Regions from separate parts of the Homo sapiens genome. Here region 1 is linked to region 2. The links are chromatin loops, found by intact Hi-C in ENCODE. Cell type or tissue: adrenal gland. All regions are shown on one strand. Links, peaks and the distances in the headings refer to the core of each region. The heading gives the core; the rest is flanking DNA.

The links. Peaks named below come from ENCODE experiments on the same cell type or tissue, not always from the same donor. Only the 100,000 strongest peaks of a DNase experiment are listed, where the experiment ranks them.
Region 1: a loop joins it to region 2, with 4 times the contacts of the local background. A loop is called at or near these places in 64 of 110 quality-filtered maps.

Annotation. Positions count from the first base shown.
Region 1 is chr2:42,354,021-42,356,520 of GRCh38, forward strand. All of the region lies in intron 1 of COX7A2L (cytochrome c oxidase subunit 7A2 like), which reads right to left. Among named protein-coding and RNA genes, the nearest start is that of COX7A2L, 5.9 kb to the right of the region's middle. In adrenal gland, for the core only: no CTCF peak of the experiment used is centred there; no DNase peak of the experiment used is centred there.
Region 2 is chr2:42,086,392-42,100,384 of GRCh38, forward strand. LOC105374531 (a long non-coding RNA gene) reads right to left here and starts at 11,402. Exons shown (of 2, transcript XR_940001.1): 1 at 11,226-11,402. RefSeq lists enhancers at 159-218, 12,571-12,890, 13,081-13,140 and a silencer at 13,261-13,350. In adrenal gland, for the core only: a CTCF peak has its summit at 9,710 (motif pointing right); a DNase peak (open chromatin) is centred at 9,840; H3K27ac peaks cover 168 bases.

The sequences.
Region 1 (2,500 bases), core at 1-2,500, 260 kb after region 2:
AGCAAAGTCAGAAGAGGGAACCGCAGAGACAGAAGGTAGGTTAATGGTTGCTTCAGGTGGGGGCTTGGGGGCTAGGGAGGTAACAGTTAAAAGGTACATAGGTATCCATTTGAGGTGATTAAAAAAATGCTCTAAAATTAACTGTGGTGGTAGTTGCATATATCTGTGAATACACTAAAAAACCCTAAATTGTACCCTTTAAATGGGCAACTTGTATGCTATGTAAATTATATCTCAATAAAGCTGCTTTAAAAAAAGGTGGGGGGGATCTCTGGTTTTTTTATCTGAAAGGAATAAACCTACAGTGACAAATATATAGAGTAATCCAAAATAACCTGTAAATTAAAATAAGGAGCTAAGAGTTATAAGCCAATAAAAATCCTCCTTTTATGTTAAATTCTAACTAAGAAAAATAAAAATTTAAAGTCAGAAAGCATAATTCAAACCCAGCCTTTTCCTTTTACAGACAAAGAAGGAAACCTCTTGCCCAAATACAGTGATCAGTCCGCTGATTCTTGTCTCAAAGAAATCTAAATTTACCTATAATTGACAGGGCATATTATAAAGATTAGATATTGAAAACCTCAATGCTACTCCCACCAGGCAAGCACTAGATGAACAGGTCAATAAAAAGAAGCATTAAAGTAAACTTGGCTTCTATTTCTTCTGACACAGTACAGTAAATGGGAATGAACCATGGCCTGTTTTCTGTAACGTATTCATTCATTCAACATTTATTACTGATCACTTGCTCTACACTAGAAATACACAATGAATAACATTGCCACAGTCTCAGCCACCATGGATATTAATGTTATAAACCAACAGCAGCTAATATCTATTTAACCCTTGTGAAGTGTCAGTATCATGTCAAACATTTCACATGCATTACTTCACTTAATTCTGACAGCAACCCTATGAAGATATTACTATTCCCATTTTTCAGAGGAAAACACTGGAGAGAGAATAACTTGCCTTTGATCAAATAGTGAAAAGCAAGTCAAGTTTTCAAACTCAGGCCTTTCTCAAGTCCAGAGCCCTGGCTTTTAAGTATTCCACAACTCACACCCCACCCTCCCAATCAACTATTGCTTAAAAACAACAGCCCATTTAAAGAGAAAGTTTGGTCAGTAAGATGTTGGCCTACATTTAGAAATACAACACACTCAAAACAGAGACTCAGAGGAGTCAGAGAGGCAAACAGGGGCTCTACTATCAAGATCAAAAGGCTAACAAGAATCATGGTTTGAACTGGATGGAGAATGTTAGATACTCCTTTATATCATTCTGTGAGCTCACCATATTTTCTCCTTGAAATGCAAAAATTTCTTCTTGAATGCAAAAATGTAAAAACTCTTTCTACCAAGGATCTCCAAAAATGGCTTGAAAGTAAATTCATGTTTCGACAGGACTAATGTGAGAGTATTTTTGAAGGGATTGTATTTGTTTGTCCAAGCATGCAGTGATTCAAAACTACAGCAAAGTTTTTGAACAGTATCATCTGAAAACAGGAATACCAACCATCTTAATTTTAAATTAATTCCGTATTTCCCTTTATAATATTGTAAAAGTTTATAGAATTGAAGTTACCTATAATCTCATTATCTCATCCCATTAATTGTTATAAATTGTAACTTTTCCTCCAATGTTTATTCAGGTTTAATAATTTAACAGTCACAGTGTAAAATCCTACGTTCTTTTTTTTTTTTTTTTTTTTTTTTTTGAGACGGAATCTCGCTCTGTTGCCCTGGCTGGAGTGCAGTGGTGCAATCTCGGCTCACTGCAACCTCTGCCTCTCAGGTTCAAGCCATTCTCCTGTCTCAGCCTCCTGAGTAGTTGGGACTACAGGTGCACGCCACCACGCCCAGCTAATTTTTGTATTTTTCATAGAGACTGGGTTTTGCCATGTTGGCCAGGCTGGTCTCGAACTCCTGACCTCAGGTGATCCACCAACCTTGGCCTCCCAAAGTGCTGGGATTACAGGCGTGAGCCACCACACCCGGCCCATTCTGTTTTTTTTCCTTTTTGAGCTAGGCTCTTGCTTTGTCACTCAGGCTGGAGTGCAGTGGCGTGATCCTGGCTCAGGAGCTATCCTGAAACCTCCCAGGCACAGCCATGTTCCCTCTGCCTAGAATGATCTTCTCCAGGTATCCACGTGGCTTATACCCTCACCTTCTTCAGGTCTTTACCCAACCCCATAAGTCACCTTTTCAGAGAGATCTTTCTGACCACCCTTTTAAAAACTGCATGTCCTCCCCCTTGCCCTACTAACAACTTACCCTCTTTATTTTTCTCCACAGCACTTATCACCACCTAACATACTATGTTTTACTTTGCTTACTGTGTCTCCCCCCACTATAATGGAAGCTCCACAAGCACAGGATTTTGGCACATCTTGTTCACTGCTCCTATATTCCAAGACTTAGAAAAGCAACCGGCAGAGTAAGCGCATTCAGTAAATATAGGCAGAATGTTCAAATAAACTAAAGAAGGCTATAGC
Region 2 (13,993 bases), core at 8,252-10,751:
TCTCCTCCCCGCCCCAACACACAGCCCAGGACTGGGCACATAGGAAGCTCTCAATCAATAATCACTCATGGAAAGAATGGATGGAGACAGGATCTAGAACTAGCTTAGCTCCATGATCATCAAGGTGGTCAAGCCCCCTCCCCAAATCCAGACCCAAATCCTGCAGGGTTGCTCAATGTCCTCAGAATAAGTAACGGTTTTGTTATTGAATCTGGAGACTTTGGTTTCATTTGAAGGGAGGTGTTGCCATCTGGTGCCAAATTGGAGAAATACACTGAGAGAAAGTTCCTTCTGCTCCAGTTCTAGCAGCCTCCACTGACTACCCGCCCGGTGACCGTCAGCCAGCCTTCAGCCCCAGCTGCACAGAAATCAGTCCCATCTTCTCCCACTGCCTCGGGAAGTCAGGCAGCAAGAGTTCAGAAAACAGAGACCATGCAGGCCCTGTGCTGGACTACCCCTTCATCAGTCCCTCCAGTCAGCTCTCAGGTCATCATGGGCGCACCCTCACTCCTTCCTAACTTTGAACCCAAATGCTCATCCTGAAAAGCAGCAGCCCAGTGTGGGAGCAGGAGCCACAAATGAAGCTTTGATTCCACAATTAACATATGAGAAATTTCTCATCATCCGAGATTTTATTTTGGTCAATCCAGTTGACCCGCTCTGGATGGTGGGCACTGATGGAGATTTTGGAGACAAAAGACTTGTTTCTATATCATATCCTGTCATTGGCAGATGAGTATATTCCCCAGAAGTTAACTTTTTCCTCCTCTTTCTCTCCTCTGTCCTTGCCTTGAAAGCAAACACCGCTTGGCTCACACGACAATGGGGCCCAGACTTTTTTCAAGTCCAACATTGAAATCAAGCTTACAAAACAGAGAAAATGGAGATTTAATCTGCAATATAAAAGGATGAATTGCTTTACAATGTGAGTCACTACAGTTTCACTGATTCAACAAATATTTGTTATGCTCCTACTGTGTGCCAGGCATCTTTCTAGCCACAAGGAAATCAGCAGTGAATAAAACTCCAGCTCAAAGGGGTCTACATTCCAATGGAGCATCTCTCACCATGGAGCTCCTTATCCTGTGTCCTCTCCTGAAAGCAGGAGCAGCATCAGCACCCTCCTCACTACCTCACCTAGCAATATGCATATGACATCTTAACAAGAGGACTGAACATTGAAAGGACGGCTTCACAGGAACACAGCTGCTCTATAAATGGAGTGTATATTTAAATTGTCTTTATATTTTATGGAACATGTTTTATTTGCATTATGTCACTTGGGTGGGGGACAGTGGCAGTGCCCCAAGGCCATCTCATAGAAGCATGCCAGCTGAGTACAAACACTGCATTCACTAAGCAAACCCAGATGCATGGCAGCTGCCTTGTTACTCCCCAGTCAGACCCCTAACACATTTTTTTAACTTATTGTCAAAAGAAAAACTTTTGACAAATTAAATTTAACAGAACTTATTTTAGCAAAGAACAATTCATTAATCAGGCAGCACTCAGAACCAGAAGAGGTTCAGAGAGCTCCCTTTGTAATGTGGGCAGTGAGTACTTTAGAACAGGGAAGTAACTTAAAAAAATAGCTTGATTAATTACAGCTAGGCATTTGCTTTATTTGGACGTGGTCTGGTCAGCTGTCAACCTATGATAGGCTGAAGTTCAGCTGCTTGTGACTCGCTGAAACCCAGCTATCTGTTAGAAAAAGTATAGTAGTTAGATTTTAGTACCTACTAAGTTAGGTCACAGATCATTACATAGAAACTCAATGTACAAAGACAGGGTCCAGGGCCAGGCACAGTGGCTCATGCCTGTAATCCCAGCACTTTGGAAGGCCAATGTGGGCGGATCGCTTGAGGTCAGGAGTTAGAGACCAGCCTGGCCAACATAGCAAAACCCTGTCTCTACTAACAATACAAAAATTAGCCAAGCATGGTGGCACGCACCTGTAATTCCATAAAACAAAAATTAGCTGGGCATGGTGGTGTGCACCTGTAGTCTTGGCTACTTGGGAGGCTGAAGCGCGAGAATCGTTTGAACTCGGGAGACGGAGTTTGCAGTGAGCTGAGATCACGCCACTGCATACTACAGCCTGGGTGATGGAGTGAGACTCCGTCTCAAAAAAAAAAAGAAGAAAAAAAAAAGACAGGCTCTAGGCCAAACTTAATTTAACACTATCAAATTAGAAAATATATTTTTGCCTATGATACTAGTCACAACCAGAGATATTAGGAGAGATGAGCACTCCTTATGTATTGCTGCTAGCACTGAAAATTGTTAGAACTACTAAAAATCAATCTGACAATATATTTAAAAACCTTGAAAAATATTTATACATACGGATTTAGTAGTTCTGAAGACATCTATACTACAAAATAATCTTAAAGATTTATGCACAAAGATTTTCATTTTAGCATAATTTACAATAGCAAACAAATTGAATCCACAAACATTCAACAGAGAATTATGTTATATTGGTATGATGTAAAAGTAGGCAGTCATTAATAATGATGTCACAGGCCGGGTGCGGTGGCTCATGCCTTGTAATCCAAGCGCTTTGGGAAGCCGAGGCAGGTGGATCACCTGAGGTCAGGAGTTCAAGACCAGCCTGGCCAACACAGTGAAACCCTGTCTCTACTAAAAATAAAAAAATTAGCCGGGCATGGTGGCCCACACCTGTAGTCCCAGCTACTCAGGAGGCCGAGGCAGAAGAGTTGCTTGAACCCAGGATGCAGAGGTTGCAGTGAGCCGAGATCATGCCACTGCACTCCAGCCTCGGCAGCAGAGTGAGATTCTGTCTCAAAAAAAAAAAAAAAGTCACAAATAATTTTTTGTGACATGGGGGAAAATATGTATCAAAAGTAGAACGCAAAATCTTATACATAATAAATTCATATCTATTTATTTAAAAAAAAAAAAAAAAAAGGTAAAAAAAAAACTAGAAGGAAATTACCAAAACATTGAAAGTAGTTAACTGTTGCTGGCCCCTAACCCATTCTATCTGGGAATTCTGAGGTAGTCATGGCCAGGGGGTATGTCATGGGCCATGTATGAGTTGTCATGGCCAGATGCTCCAGGGTGGAGCATCTCTGGGTGTTCTTCAGCAGAATGCTGCCCCCTAGCGGGCGGCCCACATCCTGGGCAGCTCAGGAGTCACTGGATTTCCTCGCGCTCCCGCGCCACCACTCTACTGTCACCCAGCGCGGCCCAAGTCAGCCCTGCCACCAACGCCCGCCGCGGTCGAGAAAAGGCACCCCTTAGCATTTATGGCTCTATTAATTTTCCAAAGGGTGGCCCGATTCTTTTAATTTCACTAGAGCCCTTTCTCTTCAATGACTTTTAAAATCTTCCCCCCGGGGCAAAGTTGAAGGACATAGAATACTACCCACTCATTCCACCTTAAAAGCATCTTCTGGAGCACCTTCAACTGGTACCCAGCATCTTGATCCTTCCCTACCTCAGGGTTAAGTGCTCCCCCACCAGAGCAGTTAATGCCAAGAGAGACTGTCCACAACGTCATTCTCCACCTTTCTCAGTCAATTGTGTCCTCACCACTGATCTCAAATTTTTGGTCACTGTTCCTCCCAGAAGACCCACAATATTTCATCCTTGTATCCCGCAATTCTTACCATGGGTGATAACAGTCAGCTTCCCTAGGGAACACTTACTGTAAATAGGCCAGATATGTGGAAAGATCTTAAGTTATTAATACCAATAAATAAAATAAATCACAGCAAAAGAAAAATTGGTCAATTAATAAATAACTGCTGTGTTGAAACACACACATACTCACCGCCCTTTCTGTAATAAAAAACAACTAAAAACATAAAAGTGAATGTCATGTGTCTGTTTTAAGGTGACGAAGCTAATACCATTGACAGAGAAAGCACTTTAAGGACCAAAATAGAAGGGAAGAAGCTCATCAAACAATCCCAGCTGAAGTGCTGTGGGCGAGGAACCTTCAGGTCCTGCCATGGAGGCAGGCCTCAGGCACAGACATTCTCATATGTGTGCGTAACAGAAAGGAGATAACTGCATTTCTCAGCACTCCTTCCAAGGAGCAGAATGAGCAATGGAAAGAACACTCCGAGAAGCTGGTTGGGCGGAGGTATGGGCAGGTGGTTGAGGCACACTGCTGAGGATAACAACAGATGCTCAAGTGACACAGGATAGGGTCCAGCTATGCTCTAAGGAGACAAGCTGTTGTTTAACTGGATGGAGGGCACATTTAGGGCCAGAGTATGACTGCTCAGAACTGTAGAGCGAGGAGGCTAAGATTACAAGGAGGAAGGCCAGGGAAGGAGGAGACACTGGGAGGAGTGCAGGAGAAAAGGGGAAAGGCCCAGGGTCTGGCAGGTAGAGACTTGAAGGAGAGCAGAAGTATCTAATGGAGATTAGCTCTTCCGCCTAGGATGTAGAAAACTGGGAAGAGCATTGTTCCAACCTTAATGACAAGAGAAAAATGGATAATCTACAAAATTCTTGACTTTTCTTGAGTCTATCAGGAGCTGAGGTTGCAATGCAACTGAACAGCCTGAAATCTAAGGAAAGATGGGAGCCTCCAGAGAGAGATGGGTGCAAGCATGAGCTCCCCTGTGGCAGAGCAAAGGAGGAAGAAACTCAAGCACCACAGAAGTGGGGTGTCAGGTCATTGAGCTACTTACAGAGAAGCTAAATGGTTGTGAGGCTTGTTTCTGTGCTTTATTGGGGTGGTTCTAGAGCAGTGTTCTAAATTGGGTGTGATTTTGTCCCCACCCCAACCCTGGGGATATTGTCAATTTCTGGAGATATTTTTGGTTGTCACAATTAGGAGCATGCTACTGGTATCTAATGGATAGAAGTCAGTGATGCTGTTAAACATTCTACAACGCACAGGAAAGCCCTCTACAACAAATAATTATTCAAGCACACACACACACACAAATATAAATAGTACCAAGGTTGAGAAACCCTGATCTAGAGTACCTTCGCCCAGTTAGTTTTACTCTACCTTCACCCAGGCCAGTTTTACTCTATGTAATGGACTGAATGGTTGTGTCCTCCCAAAATTTACGTGTTGACATCTTAACTCCCAAAGTGATGGTGTTAGGAAGTGGGGCTTTGGGGACATAATTAGGCTATGAAGGTGGAGCCCTGATGAATGGGATTAGTGCCCTTATAAAAGGGACCCCAGAGAGCTATTTTGCTGTCTTTCTGCAATATGAGGATACAAGAAGTTAGCTGTCTGCAGCCAGGATGGGCCCTCAGTGGAACCCAACCATGCTGACACCCTGATCTCAGACTTCCACCCTCCAGAACTATGAGAAATAAATTTCTATTGCTTATAAGCCACAATTTCTATTGTTTATATCCCAGCTTGTGACACTTTGTTATAGCAGCCAAAACTAAGATATCTTACTACTAAGATCTCTACTAAATGCTCCAAACATGCAAGAATGTCTCTCCACACTCCACTCTGGCTAGTTGAAACTTGCACATCTTCCAATCTGATGAGATGTGAGCTCTGGAAATTGTTCACCTTATGGCTTCCCGGTAGCTGTGTTGCTAAAAGCTGTTCACCTGGCTTAGCGGAGTCTTATCCCACACACGCACAGCTTACTGTTTTGCCAAAATTCAAGGAAACCCCATGCAGATTGCTGGAGCTCCTTCTCTGCATACCTCCCTTCTCTCCAGTACTCTGTCCACAAATTCCAGCTGCCTCAGCCTAGCGGACTTCCAATCTCAACACATCAACTAAATGAGGACTCCCAACTCTGTTAGGTTCCCCTCTCCTGTGCTTGCTCTGAAAAGTGCCTCCAGGCAGAAAGCCTGAGTGATCAAAGGGTTCTCCACGCGTCTCTCCCATTTCTGCATATCTTACAAGCCAAGGCACTAACCACCTCTGTTCCTATCTTTTCAAGAATGTTTGTACAGTAAACAGCTGTGAAAGATAGAGATTATGTCTCCCTGTGGAGGAAAGGGTAGGTTTGTGTATTGTCCACTGCTAGAAAGATATTGTCTTCCCCCAGGACAAAGTTCAAGTAGGCAAAGTGCCCATTTTGAATGCTCGTGGTTCCCTAAGCTCAGGGTTCCTCTTCTGTAATGCAGCCCTCTACATGGGCACATGCTACTCAGACTTCTTCATTACTCACAGAAACAGCAGTGGCCAAAGTACAAACATTTGCCCTGGTTCTTTGAGTCTCAGGAAGTTGCACAGGAACCAGGGCAAATGTTTGTACTCCGGCCGCTGCTGATGCTGTGAATAATAAAGCCCTTTGTCTCTGACCTAGAAGTCTTTTGTCTTCTGCCAGCATCCGTGAAATGGTAGCAAGCTAACTTGTTAACTTACAAATACAGTAAATTTCAGACTCCTTCACAATTCTTGACATACCTACTATGTGTGAGGCTCTGATTGTAAGAGGGGTACCCTACAAAACATAGATTATAAACTGCTCTTCTGCAGACAACAATCTAGTATGAGATAAAGATTTTAAAAGACAAACATATCATTTTTAAGTGGCAGCAAGTATCAAGAAAGAAATTAGGAAATTGCAACAGAGAATGACATGGGGGACAATTTTAGATTAAGTAGTTAGAGGAGGCTTCTCTGGACAGGAGACACTTAAACTGAGTCTTAGAGATAAGAACAAGCAGACCTATGGCAAGCAAAGGCAAGAGCCTCCCAGGCAGAAGGAATCACATCTACAAAGGTTCAGAAGCAGCAAAGAGTTTGGCACATTTTGAGGAATTAAGAAATCAATATGATTAAAGCATAGTGACCATGTGGGTGCTAGGTAAGCATGGAGTTAATAGGCAAGGTCTAAATCAGGGACCTCAATCCTGGCTGTACTTTAGAATCTACCAAGGAATATATCAAAAATATCAGTGCCCCAGGTCCATCCGAGAGCAATTAAATCAGAATGTTTAGGTGTGAAACTCAACCTCTGATAATCTTTGAAATAGTCCTAGGTGATTCTAATATGCAGCAAGGGTTGAAGACCACGGATCTTGAGGCTGCCAGAGCCTCGTAGGAGTCTGAGTTTTATTGAGGAGTTCAGATTTGAGTTAAAGTGTAATAAAAAGCCATTGAGGCCAGGTGCAGGTGGCTTATGCCTGTAATCCCAGCACTCTGGGAGCCTGAGGCAGGTGGATCACCCAAGGTCAGGAGTTCAAGACCAGCCTGACCAAACATAGTGAAACCCTATCTCTACTAAAAATACAAAATTAGCCAGGTGTGGTGGTGCATGCCTGTAATCCCAGCTACTTGGGAGGCTAAGGCAGGAGAATCACTTCAACTCAGGAGGCAGAGGTTGCAGTTAGCTGAGATCGCGCCATTGCACTCCAGCCTGGGCAACAAAAGCGAAACTCCATCTCGAAAAAAAAAAAAAGCCATTGAAGGGATTTAAGCACAGAAGAGATACCATGTTTTAAAAGGATCTCTCTTGGCTGCTGTGAGAAGGATGGATTGGAGGAGTTCTGTGGTGGAAGCAAAGAGATGAGCTGGGAAGTTAATCAACTTGTCTAGACAACAGGTGAAAATGGAGGCTTGGACTAGGGTGTGGCTATAAGAAGAATACTAGGAAACATGATTGGATGAGTAGAGCGGAGCCAGATCACAAATACTCTACAATATCAGATTGAGGAAATTAGGCTTTGTCCTGCGGGTATCAGGAGAAGTGGGATATTTAAGTATCACGAGTTGGGATTACATCCAGATGCAAGTCATAGAAAACAACTTGCAGTGGCTTAAACAAAGGTTTATTTTTCTTACATAAACAAGGAATCTAGAAGTAGTATCATTTGTTCAGTTGCTCAAGGTCAAGAGCAGCATCTTGGTTATTCCCTGATGGTTGCAAAATGGCTGCTGCAGCTCCTCTGTAAACAAATTCATGGCAGTAAGGAAGGAGAACAGGTGGCACCAGCCACCTCATCAGATTGGAAGATATACAAGTTTCTTTTAACAGGCATTGGCACATGTTTCTAGAGACCACATCCACCATTTTCACTGGTTGTAACTATGACTCCCTTTCCTAAAGGGAGAGCAGACAAGAAAAGATTTAGCTTTTTCTAGACACTATCATGCAGGGAAGCAAAAACTGCTAGAATTCTGAGCTGATGAATAACATCCTCAAAGAGGTGTTTTAGGAGGGTACAGCCCAGGGGACAATAGAAAAAGTGGAAAGAGAAGAACTAGCAAACCAAGCACATTAAGAGGCAATTGATGAAGTAAATAGGATGAAGATCTGAATTGAAATGAAGACAGCAGAAATTAAAAAGGGCTTAGCTGAAGGGATGTGTCTACTCACAGCTATAGGCCTAGAGATGTTTTTCTGTGCTTTCTTGTAAATGTGTATAACTTTTGCAAAGATAGAGAAATGTATATAAGTAGATGTGCATTTCTGTAAATTCATGTTCCTCTGTGTCCATAACTGTGTCATTTATTTAGCAAATATTTATTGAGCCCCTCCCTTTGTACAAGGCAGCATGCCAGGCACTATGGGGGAACACTAACATCGGTCAACCACAAATTCTACCCTCAAGGAGATTACAGACCAGAAAAGGAGAAAACACGCATCCCCAAAGAGCCAAAATGCAAGTTAGTAAAATGACAAATATCATAAAGTTATGAAAGTTCAGAAGAGAAAGTCATTCCCTTAGCTGGTAGAAGGTTCATCTGAGTTGCTACAGGCTTGCACCTGCAGAAGGTGGCATCTGAGCTAGGTCTTCTTTTGTTTTGTTTTATTTTGTTTTTGAGAAGGAGTCTTGCTCTGTTGTCCAGACTGGAGTGCAATGGCGTAATCTCAGCTCACTGCAACCTCCGCCTCCCAGGTTCAAGTGATTTTCTCCTGCTTCAGCCTCCAGAGTAGCTGGGATTACAGGTCCCCGCCACCAGGCCCAGCTAATTTTTGTATTTTTAGTGGAGACAGGGTTTCACCATGTTGGTCAGGCCGATCTTGAGCTCCTGACCTCAGATGATCCACCCGCCTCGGCCTCCCAAAGTGCTGGGATTACAGGTGTGAGCTACCGCGCCCAGCCTGAGCTAGGTCTTAAAGAATTAATAGGCCAGGTGCAGTGGCTCATGCCTGTAATCCCAGCATTTTAGGAGCCCGAGACAGGCAGATGGCTTGAGTCCAGGAGTTTGAGACCAGCCTGGGCAACATGGTGAAACTCCATGTCTACGAAAAAAAAATTAGCCAGGCATGCTGGCATGCACCTGTGGTCCCAGCTACTCAAGAGGCTGAGATGGGAGGATTACTTGAGCCTGGGAGGCAGAGATTGCAGTGAGCCTTGATCGCACCACTGCACTCCAGTCTGGGCGACAGAGTGAGACCCTGTCTCAAAATAAATAACTAAATAAAAATAAAAAGAATTAATAGAATGGGGGGGAGGAATGTAGGAAGGGGGCAAGTGACAACACAGCATTCTTGTCTAATTGGCTAGAAAGGGTGGTGAAAAATAAGCCTGGAAGAAGTAGATCCAAAGAACTGCATCTTCTTTTACAGACTAGCAAGTATTTACTGGACTCCTACTAAGGTGGAGGTACTATGCTGGAGCCTACATTTCTACATTTGTGTTTCTATGTTTTCACATATGTGTGCCTGTTTGTGAACAAGTATATGTTTTACTCTGTGTACACAGCTGTGTCTCCCTTTGTATGTTTTAGTTGGCATCTTAATGTGTACATTTACACAAAACTTTGTGTGTATGTGCCTACATATGCCCAGCAGGTGGCGCCCAAAATCATAACTAGCAAGGAAAATTTTACCATTGTATTCCCATACCCAGCACCATCTCTAACAAATTGAAGATAATAAATATGTATAGAATGAGTTGATGAAATGCTAACATGCCCCATGGAAGAAATGGGGGAAGGAGAGAAGTTCAGAGAGGCTGACCCATCAGCAAAGACCCCCACAAAGGGTCTGTTGGATTCATGGTCACACTCATAGAAGTCACAGAGGGGTCAGCAGGGGGATGTATGATAAAACAATAAAACGTATTGTTTGCTATCACCCCTAAGGCTTCTCCTCCTCATAATGGGGCATCTAACCCTGATCCTTTCCTTCAGCTCACTTTTATTTAGTGCCTAGTGAGTACTAGGACCTATGGGAAACACCACCTCTGCCCTGTAGGAGTTTACAATCTACGAAGAGAAATAAAGCTTATTAAGAAAATAATAATAACAGAGCTGGGCACAGTGGCTCACACCTGTAATCCCAGCACTTTGGGAGGCCAAGGAAGGAGGATCACTTGAGCTTAGGAGTTCAAGGCCGGCCTGGGCAAATGGCAAAATCCCATCTCTATAAAAAATTTAAAAATTAGCTGGGTGTGGTGGCACACGCCTGTAGTCCCAGCTACTAGGGAGGCTGAGGTGGGGGGATCACTTGAGCGTGGGAGGTAGAGGCTGCAGTGAGCCATGAGCGTGCCACTGCACCCCAGCCTGGGCAACAGAGTGAGACCCTGTCTCAAATAAATAAATAACAACCAATACAACCCTCTCTGCCTACTGCTGAGGAAGTTCCATCGCACCCCGTATGAGAAGTGCTCTGTTAAGGACAGAGCCATGGAGCCAGAGGAGGGTCCAATTGATCTTCTTAAGGACCTTTTGATCCAGAGGTCTCTGCCCAGTGCACATCTGGCCCTGGCACCTCCTCCCTAACCCTTTCCCACCCTGGCTCCTCCTCCCTAACCCTTCCCCACCCTGACTGCTTCCTAACCCCTCCCCACCCTGGCACCCTTCCATAGCCTGTCCAGGAGAAAGAAGGCCTCTGATTGCCCACAGTGACTCCTGCTCTGGTCATTTCACACAAGAACATAGATAGCACCATCAATATTCTCTTTGCTCACTTCACAGGGGAACTGAAACTTAGTTTTGTAGGAAAAACCTTGAACGAACAAAGATCTAGTAAATGGGACCAATTTCAGGTCGCTGCGCACTATGAGGGCTGGCAATGCCAAACATGCTAAAAGGCTGAGTTGTCATCATGGCTGGTTCTGGCTGCTCAGTCCTCCCCATTGCCTCGGTCCTTTCTCCGCGCTTCCAGCAGCACTTGGTGACGGATATATGATGCCACTGCCGGTCAAGGCTTCCCCATGAACCTCTGAGGAAATCCACATACCTCAGTCTGGCACTCAGGGCTCTCTGCAAAGTGGACCTCACCTCCTGCTCCAGCCACTTCTCCCATTATTCCTCTGTACCCACCTGCACCCCACACTCTCAGCTCCCCAGATATACTCACACTTTCTCTCCCCTGCACCTTTGCTGAGGCGGCTCCTTTTCCCTGGAAGGTCCTCCTTTCCCATCTCCACCTGACAAATGACCACCGCCTTTCAAGGCCCACTTCAAATGCCACCTCCTTCCTCATGCCTTTCATGCTCCACCCCAACCCAGTGTAGCCTCTCCCTCCTCTCTTGGCAATTGTCATCCTCAGCTTCATTATTTTAATGTTTATTATTCAAATACCAGATCCTTCTATTAGACGCTAAGCACTGCAAGGGAAAAATCTGTTTCTTATTCACCCAGCATCCAGCAACCCATCTGACATGGAGTAGATGCTCAAAACATGCAGAGCAGCCAGGCGCAGTGGCTCACGCCTGTAATCCCAGCACTTTGGGAGTCCAAAGCCAGCGGACCACCTGAGGTCAGGAGTTTGAGACCAGCCTGGCCAACATAGTGAAACCCTATCTTTACTGAAAATAAAAAAAAATTAGCCAGGCATAGTGGTGGGCACCTGTAATCCCAGCCACTCAGGAGGCTGAGGCAGGAGAATCGCATGAACCTGGGAGGCAGAGGTTACAGGGAGCTGAGATCGCGCCACTTCACTCCAGCCTGGGTGACAGAATGAGACTCCATCTCAAAAAACAAAAAACAAAAACAACTTTCAGAGGTGCTACAGCTAAGTCTGCTGTGAATGTGGACAGCTGTACTTCAATGCTACAAGACACAGGAGCAATGAACCGTGAGCTTCAAAGGGTCCACACACTGATGCTCTTTCCATGACAAGATAAAAATAAGGCCACACTGAGACCTACCAGGTGCCAAGTACCTCCTGGCCCTAACTCCCCCCACCCCCACCAGGCTCCTGGCCTCCTCAATCCTCAAGGACTGACCACCTAGAAAATCTCTCTCCTTCCCTTCCCTCTCCTCTGCCATGCCTTTCCTTCCCCTTCTCTTCTTTCCTCTGCTGTTCCTTAAAGCCCTGGGGCTTCTGCCCCCAGAACCCTGAGGGGAAAGTCAAAGGGCTGAGGGAGCCCACCCGCTTCTGAGCAGTGCAATGAGGAAGTGATGATCAGAGGTCACTGTCTTGGTCAGTTCCTGTTTCTGAAGCAAAGATGCCAAAATCTGTTCCTTTTTCTTGTGAAAAAATATTGGGGTTTTGACTTTCAAAATTCCCGGAACCAATGCTGTCACTGTGAGTTGGCTGCGTTTCTGTCTGCCTGTGTCTGTGTGAAAGGTCTGCCAGGGCCTCCTAGGCCTGCTCCTTGTGGAGGAGTGTCCAGAGGCAATGTTGGAAGTGACATCTCATTCCCTGACGCTCCTGAGTCCCACAGACGCCCATCAGGCCGGTCTGAGGAGGGGCAAGTGCATCAGGACAGACCTGGCTCGGGTCTCCTATTTCCTCCCAGGGCCTGGCAGAGGACTTGCTCTGAAGGGAGCCCCTCCCCAGGCCTAGATCAGGCTACTTGGAAGTCCCTGAAGTGGTGGAAACTTCAGCAGGCCACTCGGGCTCAGGTGATGTGGGCTAAGTTGGGAAACTCCATCTCTGTTCTGCTTCCGAGCTTGAAGCCATCCTACCCTGGAGGCAGGCAGACAAAGCCACCACCATGCTTGCCCCCAGCCTTGGGCCAGGGCATACCTCCCAAGCCCTGGTTTTATTTGAAATGGCTGGACAACACCACTTCATGTAGAGATCATGGATCCATCCACCTTGTGGAGCCCTAAGCTGAGAAATGAGGTACACCAGCATGGGGAGCAGAGGTGGGGGGATGGTGGGCTACAGAAACAGGTGCAAAGCAACTAAGCCAAACTCAGAGCCTCAAGCCAGGGTAAGAGAGAGAGAGTGGGGGTTGGCATTGAAGTTAGTATCAAGGTGTGCAGTTCAGAGTGGTCTTGGGGAAGCGGTGGTGCTAGACCCTCTGGACTGGGCCCACCTCGGAATGGCAGGTAAGAAAGGGCAGGGCAGGGTCTGGGTAGCAAGTTCTCTGTGTATGCAGGAAGCAAAGATGAGAGCTTTCTAGCAAGTTTCACATCTGGCCTGTGTTTCCTCTGGTCTCTGCTTTCATTTATACTGTCCCCACCCAATTCCTTCCTCTTTCTCTCATTCATTCAACAAACAGGTGGTGCATTTACTGTAAGGCAAGCACAATTCTAGACAGCAGGTTTGGATGTGTATCCCCTCTAAATCTCATAATGAATCGTAATCCCCATTGTTGGAGGTGGGAAGGTGTCTTGGTCATGGGGGTGGGTCCTGCATGGCTTGGTGCTCTCCTCACCATAGTGAGTTCTCACGAGATCTGGTCATTTAAAAGTATGTGGCACCTCTCCCCCCATGCTCTCTCTTGCTCCTCCTCTGGCCATGTGAGATGACAGCTTCCTCCTTTGCCCTCCACCATGATTGAAAGCTCCCTGAGGCTTCACCAGAAGCTGAGCAGATGACAGCACCATGCTTCCTGTAAAGCCTGCAGAAACATGAGCCAATTAAACCTCTCTTCTTTATAAATTGCTTAGTCTCGGGTATTTCCTTATAGCAACGGGAAACTGGCCTAAGACAGTAGGTCCACAAAGTTAATAAAAGATTTAGCCAATCTCTGCCCTTATAGAGCTATTGTCAAGCTGGGGAGATAAGTTCACAAGCAAATATTCATGATCCAGTGTGAAAAGTGCGATCACGTGGCCGTGGAAGCAGATGGAAGGAGTAGAAGTTGCGGGGATCAAGGAATAATTCATAGAGAATAGACGCCATTGGAGCTGGAAACCAGAGAAGGGCAGGAGGGTGTCAGTACAGCA